Regions from separate parts of the Homo sapiens genome. Here region 1 is linked to region 2. A link is a contact called in ENCODE Hi-C or POLR2A ChIA-PET data. All regions are on one chromosome and are shown on one strand. The core of a region is the stretch at or near the end of the contact, and the rest is flanking DNA. Distances in the headings are between cores, read along the strand shown.

What was found. Hi-C counts contacts between places; a loop is a spot of excess contacts on that map. ChIA-PET counts read pairs that join two places held with the same protein, here RNA polymerase II (POLR2A). Pooled maps may share reads with other maps.
Region 1: a loop to region 2 is called in a pooled map, with 2.9 times the contacts of the local background. The contact joins two enhancer-like sites. A Hi-C loop is called at or near these places in 1 of 50 pooled maps. POLR2A ChIA-PET finds 5 or more read pairs at or near these places in 6 of 52 experiments (AG04450, CD4-positive, alpha-beta T cell, OCI-LY7 and 3 more).

What each region holds. Positions count from the first base shown.
Region 1 is chr17:59,637,012-59,643,747 of GRCh38, reverse strand. The region is part of intron 1 of CLTC (clathrin heavy chain); the gene reads right to left. Among named protein-coding and RNA genes, the nearest start is that of CLTC, 20 kb to the right of the region's middle. RefSeq lists a silencer at 1,407-1,486. Within about 2 kb of position 1,512, at least 6 of the 41 ENCODE cell types and tissues checked have a DNase peak (open chromatin) inside an H3K27ac peak, as active enhancers do; they include OCI-LY7, where a contact is called at or near this core.
Region 2 is chr17:59,826,368-59,833,008 of GRCh38, reverse strand. All of the region lies in intron 10 of VMP1 (vacuole membrane protein 1), which reads right to left. Among named protein-coding and RNA genes, the nearest start is that of MIR21, 12 kb to the left of the region's middle. RefSeq lists an enhancer at 3,041-3,230. Within about 2 kb of position 3,853, at least 23 of the 41 ENCODE cell types and tissues checked have a DNase peak (open chromatin) inside an H3K27ac peak, as active enhancers do; they include OCI-LY7, where a contact is called at or near this core.

The sequences.
Region 1 (6,736 bases), core at 263-2,762, 190 kb after region 2:
TTGTCAAAGGCTACACAGCTAAAGCAATGTGTTCAAAGGAGGCAGGCGAGAGAATTCTCAACAGAAAGAGCATGTGGTAAAGCACAGAGACGTAAAAGTGTGGTTGGCTAAGGGAACTACAAGTACTTTTGTAACACTATAGGATTGAGGGAGTACACAATTAAGGTTAGAGAAATGAGCAAGGGCCAGACCAACAAGCTAAACATACCTCAGTAAGAATCCTGAGTTTATTCTACAGGCGAAGGGAGCTACTTAAGGATTTTAACAAGGAAAATAATGGAATTAGATTTGCTTTGTGTACTCAGAAAATACTAAAGTATCTGCTAAACAAATATAGTGGATCTAAAGATGGTAGGTCTTTGCAAACCAATTAAGTATGTAAGAACAAAAGTCACTTGTTACTAGGAAGAAATCTCTACCATAGTGGGTTATTAATACTCTGGGTGACTAACTATGTTGTAACAGATTAAGTCCTACTAAAAGAAGCTACATGGAGGCTTTATTTTATTAGCCTTGGCCAGACTAGTTTTATCCCCCTTTCCTCCAAAGGTAATATAATAAATTCGCATGGTACAAAATACACACACACACACACACACACACACACACACACACCCCAGAAAAGAAAAAGCATGGAAAAAAAAAAATCAAGTCTTTCTGTCACCCTTGTCCTCTAGCAATACAGTTTTCCTCCACAAACACCACCACTGTCACTATTATCTTATGGACTAAACCAGCCAAGTTAACTGTATTTTATTTAAATTCTCTTCTGAAACTCTTCTGCTAATAGTGCTTAAACATAACCAGGCCAGGCTCTGAATAAGATATAACATAAGACTACAAGGCTACATTTTACTTTCTCTTCACTCTTCTATCTCAATTACTACTGGTATTAAGTTATTAATGTTATAACTCAGTTATAAAGTGTAGTTACAGTAACTCAGTCACTGAATATAGGGGCAAGAAGTCAAACAACTCTCTAACCATTAATACAAACATCGTAATAAAGTAGATTAACCTGCTTTACAAGCTCAAGTATATGCTGTAATGCAAGGCAAATACACTAGCTTTAAAGTATGTAACTTATAATGTATTTAGTTATAGTAAAGCCTTATAAACCATTAATTTTAACTTCTTCCTGACTTTAACTTTTCTTTTGAGACAGGATCTCACATCTATTTTTCTGAGTAGAGGGTCCTTAGACTCCTTAAGTTTAATTGATAATTATCCTTTCCGATAATTGGAGAAAACATTCCAGTGGGCTCATAAAGTTCATAGAGCTATATACCTAAAAGCAGTAAGTTATGCTGTAAGAATCCTAAGCTACCCTGTAAGAATTCTATGTTTCTAAGTCTCTACCAAGCCTTCATCTAAGGCACTGAGTTTCACCTGTCACAGCTTAAGTCCCACAGTGTTTGAGGAAGTCGGAGTAAAAATAGTGTTAGTCAAATAGTGAAATTAAATTCAAAACCACAAAAGGAAGCAAACCACAGACACTACTAACTGAACCCCAAGTGATTCTAACAGATTCCTTCCTACTTCTCAACTTCAGAGGCAGGTGGAAGATGACTTTAAGAAAACACTATCAGAAAACAATGAGGAGGAAAAAGGAAAGTCAAAAACCTGTGTTTCCAATTCCTTGTTAGATCCCCAGAAAAAAAGCAGTAAGAAAAACACGCTGCATCAGTTAGCAATGACCTTCAGCCTCAGGGTATTTTACTTGTAAAAAAAAAAAAAAAAAAAAAAAACAACAAAGATTTGGCCTGGCACCTTGGTTCACACCTATAATCCCAGCACTTTGGGAGGCTGAGATGAGAGGATCACTTGAGCCCAGGAGTTTGATACCAGCCTGGGCAACATAATGAGACCCCATCTCTGCAAAAACTTTAAAAAATAAGGTAAATAAAAGATCTGGCTTTAAAGTGACAGAACTGCCTGCAACCCTAATCTATGTAATCCTTATATTACTTTCTCATTAAACATATGCTACCAAGAGAGCTATGCATATATATCTTTGATCTCCTTCAGGAATGTATTGGTACTAATCAAAATAGTCCATGTGGAATAGATATACTTTATTTAAAAAATGCAAAATTAAACAGGAGGCAAGTGACAAACTCTTTTTTTTTTTTTTTTTTTTTTTTGAGATGGAGTCTTGCTCTGTCGCCAGCCAGGCTGGAGTACAGTGGCTCGATCTCAGCTCACTACAACCTCTGCCTCCTAGGTTCAAGTGATTCTCCTGCCTCAGCCTCCCGAGTAGCTGGGACTACAGGAGTGCGCCAACATGCCCGGCTAATTTTTTGTATTTTAGTAGAAATGGAGTTTCACCATGTTGGCCAGGATGGTCTCGATCTCCTGACCTCATGGTCCACCTGCCTCAGCCTCAGTCTAGACAAGTCAGTCAGCCTCAGTCTAGACAAGAACAGAAAAGTAGCCTGTAACCTGTAATTCCTTCTTTTCCTCTCTCCCTCAGCCTCTACTAGTGAATGTAGTGTTATTCTACTACGAATGCAGTTATTAGAACAACAGTGATATGGGTTACTTCCCTAGGATTTATGTCCCAGTTTGAGTTAAAACACCAGCAAACATGAACATAATTCTGAAGTTGCAAGTTTTTTGTTTTTTTTTTTGAAACCGAGTCTCGCTCTGTCACCAGGCTGGAATGCAGTGGCATGATCTCGGCTTACTGCAACCTCTACCTCCCCAGTTCAAGCAATTCTCCTGCCTCAGCCTCCCAAGTAGCTGGGACTACAGGCGTGCACCACCACGTCCAGCTAATTTTTGTATTTTTAGTACAGATGGGGTTTGACCACGTTGGCCAGAATGGTCTCGATCTCTTGACCTCATGTTCCGTCCGCCTTGGCCTCCCAAAGTGCTGGGAATACAGGCATGAGCCACGGCGTCCAGCCGTGTCAAATTCTTAATAATGGCACATGTTTAAACATATTAAAAAAGCACACTTAAGTGGTGGTCATTTACACAACTGAACAGGACCCTGCTCCTTCCTATATAGCCTTCCTAATTGTGAGGAAAAAAAGACAGGAACTTCGGCTGGGCGTGGTGGCTCATGCCTGTAATCCCAGCACTTTGGGAGGCCAAGGGGGCGTGGATCACGAGGTCAGGAGATCGAGATCATCCTGGCTAACACAGTGAAACCCCGTTTCTACTAAAAATACAAAATATTAGCCGGGCCCATGGTGGCACACGCCTGTAGTCCCAGCTACTCCAGAGGCTGAGGCAGGAGAATCGCTTGTACCCGGGAGGCGGAGGTTGCAGTGAGCCAAGACCGCCCTACTGCACTCCAGCCTGAGTGACAGAGCAAGACTTTGGCAAAAAAAAAAAAAAGAACTTCAAGTGACCGTATTGGCTAAGAGAAGGTTAAATTTGCTTCCACCTCTTCAAATAAGGTAGGTAAGATTGTTTTCCTTACTGATGTTCCTTTTGAGTGAGAATGTCTAGAACACTCAGCAATTCTTCCCATATTTTCCTGTTATATACTCAAAAGAGAAATATGCCAAAGCACACAATAATAGGACAAGTCACTCTTATTAACTGCAAGTCTGGTTTAGGTATACCCTTACAGTAGGAGCATGTAACAGGGTGGCCAAACTATATAACTATGTCTAGTAATATCAATATAGATTAAAACTTTTAAAATGCAACATATTTTTAAACAGGTTTTATTTTCAAAACAGCACATAGTAACCATAAAGTATTCTCAGTCAGTTATAAAGGTGTGATGGCATATAAGCTATACCACAGAAACTGAATTGTATTTTTATTCTTTATTTATTGAGACAGGGTCTTGCCCTGTTGCCCAGGCTGGAGTGCAGTGGTACCACTGCAGCCTCGACCTCCCAGGCTCAAGTGATCTTCCTACCTCAGCCTCCTCAGTACCTGAGACTACAGGCGCCACCATGCCTGGCTAATTTTTTTTTTTTTTTAAGAGACAGGTTCTCCCTATGTTACCCAGGCTGGTCTCGAACTCCTGGGCTCAAGTAATCCTCCCAGCTCGACCTCCCAGTGTTGGGATTACAGGTATGAACCACTGTACCCAGCCATAAACTGAATTATACACTATGGAACTAAGCATGGATAAAGTCAAAGGACATATACAACATTCTCTATAAACTTGCAGGTATTTTCAGAGGACATATCTGAAATACATGTAATATATCTGGATACATGTATCCAAACTACAGCTACATTTTATTATCCTCTCAATCTGCAAAATGCCATTAGTGTTGAAGCTGGAGATATCCTATTTTAACATATGCTTGGAAATTCCTATGATAAAGTTTTTTTTAACTTAAAAGAATTTTTATTTTGCTGTTATAAGAATATGGAGTCAATAAACTGGGTCCAAAAAAAGGGGCTTGTTTTTTTGAATAGTTATCACGTGCATACAGTAAAGCACTAAAATCTTACAAAAGGTTATACTATGAAAAGTCACCCACCCCGTCTTTCCAGTAATACCCTTCTCCCCTAAGCAATTAGAGATACTTTTGCATTTCAGAGTTATCCTGTAGCATATGAAAGTATGTATTTCCTCCGCCCTTTTCCAACAGAATGGCACAAGACACAAAAGTATACAAATAAACTGCTTCCTTGTTTTTACAGAAAAGCACCCAAACTTTGTAACTCATTTGGTTTCCAGATTCGATTTTGGTCTGCAAGTGGCACTACTTTAGGACTTGACACCTAAACCTGGATCTAAAAAGGCAATTAAACAAATTTATTCCCTATTTATTCTTTAAAACTCTGAAGTACCCTGGAGTTACATGTTACAAATGATTTTAAAATGCATCTCCTTCCTTCTCCATTCCAACTTCTATTAACAGGGGGAGGTGGGGAGTAAAAGGTAGGATTCTGTTTTTATAATGAGAAAATAGTACTTCGGCTTCCCCATAATCTAGAGCAGGGATCCCGAACCACAGGCCGCAGACCAGTATTCCGTTAGCAACTGGGCCACACAGAAGAAGGTGAGCAGCCAATGAGCAGTCATCACCGCCTGAGCTCTACCTCCTGTCATTTCAGCCACGGCATTAGATTCTCATAGGCACGCGAACCCTATTGTGAACTGTGCAAGCGAGGGATCTAGGTTGCTCACTCCTTATGAGAATCTAACGAATGCCTTGTGATCTGAGGTGAAACAATTTCATCTGAGACCATCCCACCCCCACTCCCACCCCCAACCGGTGGAAAAATTTTCTTCCACAAAACTGGTCCCTGGTGCCGCCAAAAAGGTTGTGGACCACTGATCTAGAGAACACAGGCTGTGTTTATGTTTTCTCATATGAAACATTTGAGATGACAGTATCTATCTCAGAGGTGTGAAGATTTAATGTGAATGCAAAGAACAATGCCTGACATCTAACAGCTCAACAGATATTGCCTTCTGTTTTTTTTTAAGAGACAGGGTCTTGCTCTGTCACCCAAGCTGGAGTGCAAGAGATAGGGTCTTGCTCTGTCACCCAAGCTGGAGTGCAGTGATGTGATCACAGCTCACTGTATCCTTAAACTCCTGGGATCAAGCAACCCAGAGCTCACTGATATTAACTATTAATACATACAACATATCAGTACTTTAAGCCAGCTCAAGGTTAGCTTTTTTGCATTTGCATTTTATTATCTGCTTAATTCAGCTGTCCATAGGTTGGCTGAAACTCTGGGTGTGAATTTCTTTCAACTACTGATACTAGATTAGTGGTCTCTGGGTGCTTAACTGCCTCAGACACTATGAAATGCCTTTTTTTTTTTAAAGTTTGTTTTTGTTGGGGAAGTGAGGAGAAAAGGAAATTACACTTTAGGACTTCCAATTCTTTTTTTTCTCATACAGGGTCTTGCTCTGTGGCCCAGGGTGGAATTCAGTGGCACAATCATGGGTCACTGCAGCTTCAACCTCCTGGGCTGCTTAATTCAGCTGTCCATAGGTTGGCTGAAACTCTGGGTGTGAATTTCTTTTAACTACTGATAATAGATTAGCCTTCCAAATAGATGGTACCACCCATACGCCACCATGCCCAGCTAATTTTTTTTTTTTTTTTTTGTAGAGATAGGCAGCACTTTGTTTCCCAGTCTGGTCTCCAACTCCTGGGCTTAAGGGATCCTCCCACCTCAGCCTCCCAAAGTGCTGGGATTACAGGCATGAGTCACTGTACCCGGCTAAAAAAAAAATTTTTTTTTTTTTTTTAAGAAACTTCAGGCTGGGCACGGTGGCTCATGCCTGTAATCCCAGCACTTTGGGAGGCCGAGGCGGGCGGATCATGAGGTCAGGAGATTGAGACTATCCTGGCTAACACAGTGAAACCCCGTCTCTACTAAAAATACAAAAAATTAGCCAGGTGTGGTGACGGGCACCTGTAGTCCCAGCTACTCGGGAGGCTGAGGCAGGAGAATGGCGTGAACCCAGGAGGCGGAGCTTGCAGTGAGCCGAGATTGTGCCACTGCACTCCAGCCTGGGCGACAGAGCAAGACTCCGTCTCAAAAAAAAGAAAAGAAACTTCAGAGACATAACTGAAAGCAGTATGAGCTTTCTTGGATTCTGATTTAAACCAAACAACATTTAGGGACAATGAGGAAAATATGAATATGGACTGGTTTTCTGATATTGTTCTTAAATATCAGGGAGCTATAAATAATATTATGATTATAAGAAAATGTCCTGGCCAGGTACGGTGGCTCATTCCTGTAATTCCAGCACTTTGGGAGGCTAAGGTGGGTGGATTACCTGAGG
Region 2 (6,641 bases), core at 2,604-5,103:
GCACCTTGCTAAAGATGCTAATCTCATCCCATAGTTAAGTTGGGGAAGTCCTCCAATTTGCCCTTAAGCTCTGATTAAATTCAAAGAATTACCATTTCGGCCGGGCATGGTGGTTCATGCCTGTAATCACAGCACTTTGGGAGGCCGAGGTGGGCAGATCACCTGAGGTCAGGAGTTCGAGACCAGCCTAGCCAACATGGTGAAACCCTGTCTCTACTAAAAATACAAAAAAAAAAAAAAAAAAAAATATTGCCAGGCACGGTGGTGGGCGCCCATAATCCCAGCTACTCGGGAGGCTGAGGAAGGAGAATCGCTTGAACCCGGGAGGCGAAGGGTGCAGTGAGCCGAGATTGTGCCACTGCACTCCAGCCTGGGCGACAGAGCGAGACTCTGTCTCAAAACAAAACAAAACAAAACAAAACAAAACAAAACAAATAACTACAATTTTGTGACATAGAAGAACATAAAGTAGAAGGAGAACAAATGGACATAGAACTATTTTTTCAGTCAACTGCAGGACTAAAATATACCTAAACTAGCTATGTAAGTAGGTACTTGCTCTAGGTGAGAAAGCCTTAGAAAAACAAAAAAAGAAGTAGGTTGGGCACCATGGCTCAGGAGTTCGAGACCAGCCTGGGCAACATGGCGAAATCCTGTCTCTACTAAAAATATAAAAAAATTAGCCAGGTGTGATGGCACGTGCCTGTAGTCCCAGCTACTCGGGAGGCTGAGGCATGAGAATTGCTTGAACCTGGGTAGTGGAGGCTGCAATGAGCTGAGATTGCACTCCAGTCTAGGTGACAAAAAAAAAAAAAAAAAAAAAAAAGTTGATCTCATTTGCTTTTCCTTGCTGTGAACCTTGAACACAGTGGGTAGAAAAATCTTAGTGGGTAGTAGTATCTTCATATTTTTATTCCTGGCACAAACATAACAGCAAATGTAAGATTAAAAAAAATTTTTCCACCAGGCATGGTGGCGCATGCCTGTAGTCCCAGCTAATCTGGAGGCTGAGCAGGAGGCTCTCTTGAGCCCAGGAGTTGGGATGGAGGCTTAGTGAGCTATAATCACGCCTGTGAATAGCCACTGCATTCCAGCCTGGGTAAAATAGTGAGATCCTGTCTCCGAAACAAACAAACACATTTCCAACAAATGATGCTAGTGGCAATTTTTACACTTTTGTTATTGTTAACTTCTGTTAAAAAAAAAACTCAGGAATGCAAATAAAATTTTTTTTTTTATTTAAAGAAAAAAACACAGACTTGAAACCTACTCAGAGCTCAAAATTGGTTTCATGGGAACAATATTTTCCCATGCTTACATACCTAGAATCTGTTAAACAGACCTAAGACAAACTTCTTGGCAAGCTTAAATATTGTAAAAAAAAAAAAAAAAAAAATCCATTCAAAATAACATTTGGGCAAAATTCTGCCAAGAGCCCTTGCCAAATTGCAAACAAAATCTATTATTTTTCTATGGTTTTTAATATATATGTTACTCTGCTTCTGGAAATCACTTATGTGACAAGAAATCTGTATTTTAGGCTGGGTGTGATGGGTCATGCTTGTAATCCCAGCACTTTGGGAGACTGAGGCAGGAGGACTTGAGGCCAAGAGTTTGAGATCAGCCTGGGCAACATAGTGAGAACCCTGTCTCTACAAAAGTTTAAAAAAGTAGCTGGGTGTGATGGCAAGTGCCTGTAGTCCTAGCTATTCAAGAGGCTGAGATGGGAGGATCCTGTGAGCCTAGGAGTTCAAGGTTAAAGTAAGCTAGGATTGAACCACTGCACTCCACCCTTGGTGAAAGAGCAAGACCCTGTCTCTCTCTCAATAAATCAATAGATTAGATAGATAGATAATAAATAAGTAAGATCTGAAATCTGGCCAGGCAGGATAGGGTGGCTCATGCCAGTAATCCGAGCACTTTGGGAGGCTGAGGTGGGAGGACTGCTTGAGTCTAAGAGTTCAAGATCAGCTTGGGCAACACAGTAAGACTCCTGTCTCTACACCCACACAGAAAATTAACCAGGTGTGGTGCACACCTGTAGTCCTAGTTACTCAAGAGGCTGAGTGGGGAGGACTGCTTGAGCCCTCCTAGGAGGTTGAGGCTGTAGTGATCTAAAATCACACCACTACACTCCAGCCTGGGCTACAGAGGGAGAACCTGTTTCTTAAAACACCAACAAAAAAGATTGATTCACCTTGTTTAGCCCTATTTACAGAGTGTATACTTAAAGTCTAAGCAGTTGAAGTCTCTAAGCCTAAGAATATTTTACCAGCATTAATAAAGTAAATTTTTTATTTAATATAGGCTCTGCTCCTTTCTCAAATACTTTTTTGAGGATCTCAGCATTAATGTGAGCATATAGGTTATATTTACCCTCCTGAAAAACATTCTGACATAAATTCTAGTAAGGAGGCGATAGCCTCTTTACAAAGAGTAATAAGCCTTTTGTCTTAGAAAAAAGTCTGGGCACAACAGTTTTTTACCTTTATTTCATTGTTTGTGCTGGGTTAGTATTCCCTCTGATGATTAATCACAAAGTCTAAAGAATCTCAGGGTGTCATAAGTCAGATCCCTGAAAGCTTATAAATGAAAAAAAAAATTTTTCAGGAGAAGATTCAGGTCAGGGTACTTATAAAAAGAAAAGAGTGCTCAGCTTGGTGGCTCACTGTAATCCCAGCACTTTGGGAGGCCAAGGTGGGAGGATCACTTGAGCCTATGAGTTCAAGACCAGCCTGGGCAATATAGTGAGACCTCCTCTCTACAAAAAATTTAAAAATTGGCTGAGCATGCTGGCATGCGACAGGAGGTGGGAGGATCACTTGGGCCTGGGAGGCAGATGTTGCTCCAGCCTGGGCAACAGAGCTAGCCCCTGTCCCCGCCCCCACCAAATCTGGATAGCCCAACTTCAGGAGACTGAAAACCTGTGCCCAGAGTTATAAAATTTAATTATGTTCTAAATGAATATCAGGATCTTTAGAATTTTCTTGATTGAATGAGGACCACTGTATGTAAATCAATACATCAAATTTATCCTCTGACCCCAGAGAGTTCTATCAATTGAGATTTGGCCCAGGAGCACAGGAGTAGACTCCTATATAGAAAATGATCCTGTTCTAACTGAAGCCAACAACCGCCTCTTCTGCTGAAGAGACTGAATTTTACATTTAAGGCAATAGTAGGATACACTTTCAGGAATGAAATTAAAGCCCTTCCCTATCCTACTCCCATTACAAGCTGATCTGTTATATGTACAAAAGAGGAAAAGAGGGTGTGGGAGAAGATCAGCAACAAGACAGCCTAGCAATTCCCTTTCTCGGTAACAGTCTTGTAAATAATTCTCCATCTTCAGAAATGTGCACATTTTAGTCAAACATTATAGAGTTAAATTTTCCTTCCTACCCCCTAGGCAGTGATCTAAACAGGCTTAACGGCTAGTATTTTAATGAGTTGTCATTTCCTGTCTGATAAAGATTCTCACAGTATTTAACCACCAGTTTCCCTGGGGACCAACCAATACTAGAGCTCTATTCATAGTGACTCAGAATGGACCTCAGACTCTTGCCCTTATTCAAAAATGACAGATTGCCCTCCACATGAAACTGCCTTTCCTAGTAAGGTAGACTGCTCGGAAAAGGGTGGGGGAGTTTATCATGCAATCTTTCTGAAGAAGCCAAAGGCCATCATGCTGACTCATTAATATCTACAGCCTTTCAGCCCTTTATTAATCCAGAATAAGTAAATGAACAGGTGCTAACTGAAAATAAACACATATTTAACCTAGTAAAAAAGGATCTAGTTATCCTGTGTGACTGGAATGAAAGTGTTATTATCTTTACCATTTAACTGAATAGAACACATGAATCTTTTTGTTTTGTTTTGTTTTGTTTTTGGAGACGGAGTCTGGCTCTATCACCCACGATGGAGTGCAGTGGCGCAATCTCGGCTCACTGCAACCTTCACCTCCCGGCTTCAAGCGATTCTCCTGCCTCAACCCCCTGAGTAGCTGGGATTACAGGTAGGCACCACTACACCCTGCTAGTTTTTGTATTTTTAGTAGAGACAGGGTTTCACCATGTTGGTCAGGCTGGTCTCAAACTCCTGACCTTAAGTGATCCGCCTGCCTTGACCTCCCAAAATGCTGGGATTACAGGCATAAGCCTCTGTGCCTGGCTCAGTATATGAATCTTTGAAGCTGATACTATAAGAAAAAACTGGTAACTGATGTATTCTACTTGCTTTGGATCTGAAATGTGGTAGCCCCCTAATCATGTTTCTTTACATCCAGGATCTTGGAATGGCACCCCAACATAAAATAAATTCAGGATGAAAATCACACACTATACTAGAAAATCTAGGGCTTTCTCATATATACAAGTTTGGACTGACAGTCCCTGGCACCTTCTAAAATTCGTTGTGATTTGACCCCAGGATCTGGGATTAAAACATCTTGAATTTCATTCACATCTGTGCCCTTTCAAATGATTAAAACTTCTTTTGTACTTAAGTTAGTCCATTGTACGCAGAGTGGTATTATGAACACATGACACCATGGGTTTCTTTCTGGCTGTGTAGAAGGAAGACCATGCTTTCTCCAGGTGTATTTTATCAGGTACATTGTTTCTACTGCCTTACAGCATATTTTATCACAAAATAATCTGCAATTGCCCTAGCTTTTGGAGATTTAGCATTATTTTCTGTAAGAATCAGATTGGAGGTTAGACTTCCTTATCATTAGCAGCTACTCTTTGAAATAAGCTAACATTAAAGAGAAGCTCTAGAGAACAAAACCTCATTTCAGAAGGCAGACTTGAGCAGCAGGAGAAAAGCAGGCATTTGTGCTGATGAATGTGGCCAGAGCTAAAGGAGTGGTCTATAAGGACTAGGTAAAACTGATTGGTTGCCAAAACAAAACTCTGTTAAAAATCAACTGATTGCATTTATAGAAAATGACAGACTGGTGGCAGCTTTTTTTTTTTTTTTTAAAGAGGTTGTGTCTCTTGCCTCAGCCTCCCAAGTAGCTGGAACTACAGGCGAGTGGCACTGCACCTGGCCCCAGTGGCAGCTTTTTTTTGGGAACAGGATCTTGCTCTGTTGCCCACTCAAGAGTGCAATGGCACAAACACGACTCACTGCAGCCTTGACCTCCCGGGCTCAAGCAATCTTCCTGCCTCAACCTTCCGAGTAGCTGGGGCCACAGTAGCTAATTTTTAAATTTTTTTCAAGAGATGGGGTCTCACCATGTTGTCCAGGCTGGTCTCAAACTTCTGGGCTCAAGCAATCCCGCCTCAGCCTCCCAAAGTTCTAAGATTACAGGTGTGAGTGGGCCTGGTGGCAGCTTTTTATAGTGACAGATCTGCACTGGTTTGAAGACTCACTGAGTTCTAAAACTTAAAAATCAGGCCAGCACAGCGGCTCATGCCTGTAATCCCAGCACTTTGGGAGGCCGAGGCCTCCTGAGGTCAGGAGTTTGAGACCAGCCTGGCCAATATGGTGAAACCCCGACTCTAGTAAAAATACAAAAATTAGCTGGGGGTGGTGGTGCATGCCTGTAGTCTTAGCTGCTTGGGAGGCTGAGGCAGAAGAATTGCTTGAACCCAGGAGGCAGAGGTTGCAGTGAGCTGAGATCACGCCACTGCACTCCAGGCTGGGCGACAGAGCAAGACTTGGTCTCAAAAAACAAACAGACAAACAAAAAAACCAAAAAAGTGATAGTATTGGCAGGACACAGTGGCTCATGCCTGTAATCCCAGCATTTGGGGAGGCTGAGGCAGGAGGATCACTTGAGCACAGGAGTTCAAGATCAGCCTGGGCAACACAGCGAGACCCTGTCTCAAAAAAGAAAAAAAAAGTGACAGTATTGATTGAAATTCAATCTCACTTAAAAAAAAGTTATGATCTCTGTCCTCAAGGAACTCTATCTAGAAGGATGCTGGGAGAGGGGAAAAAATGCACTTAAATGTACACTACAGAAACCAGTAGGTTTTTCATTGAAAGTAACCACAGTAGTAACTAGCTACAGCTGCACACAGGTGGATGCACGTGTGCACAGGAGAATAGACAGAATTCATGCTGCATCCCTACCAAATTCACACAGCAGCTGTTTGAAACTGGTGCTCTAGTCTAAATTTCCAACTTCCAGCAAATGACTTCACTGGCTTCCAGAGTGCTCCCTCAGGAGTGTCCCCCTTCTCTGCCTCAAAACATCTTGGAGTCTTCACTCCAGTTTTCAAGAAAGAACTGGTTCATGAGGATAATCAATCCACTCCAGAATTGATCCTATCTCAATCATCTCTTATCATTTATATGAATTTAACTTCTCTGTAATAGTACCTAACAGGTTTTGTTATGGATATGAAATGAATATTTATGTAAAGCATCTGGCACAGTGGGTGCTTACTGAATGTTAATTTCCTTCCCACATCCTTCCCTTTCTTCATTTATATTTTCTATCTCTAGCATTTTACTAGAGTTTTTCCCTCAGCCTAAAATACACACTGGTCCCTCCTATTTAATGAATGAATTAATTCATCTGGTCAACAAATATTTACAAAACAATTAAAATGTGTCAGACATGACTTTCGCTTGACCTTTCCTCTAGCCCACAATTCCATGTAATCCAATATATTTGGGTTTTAATT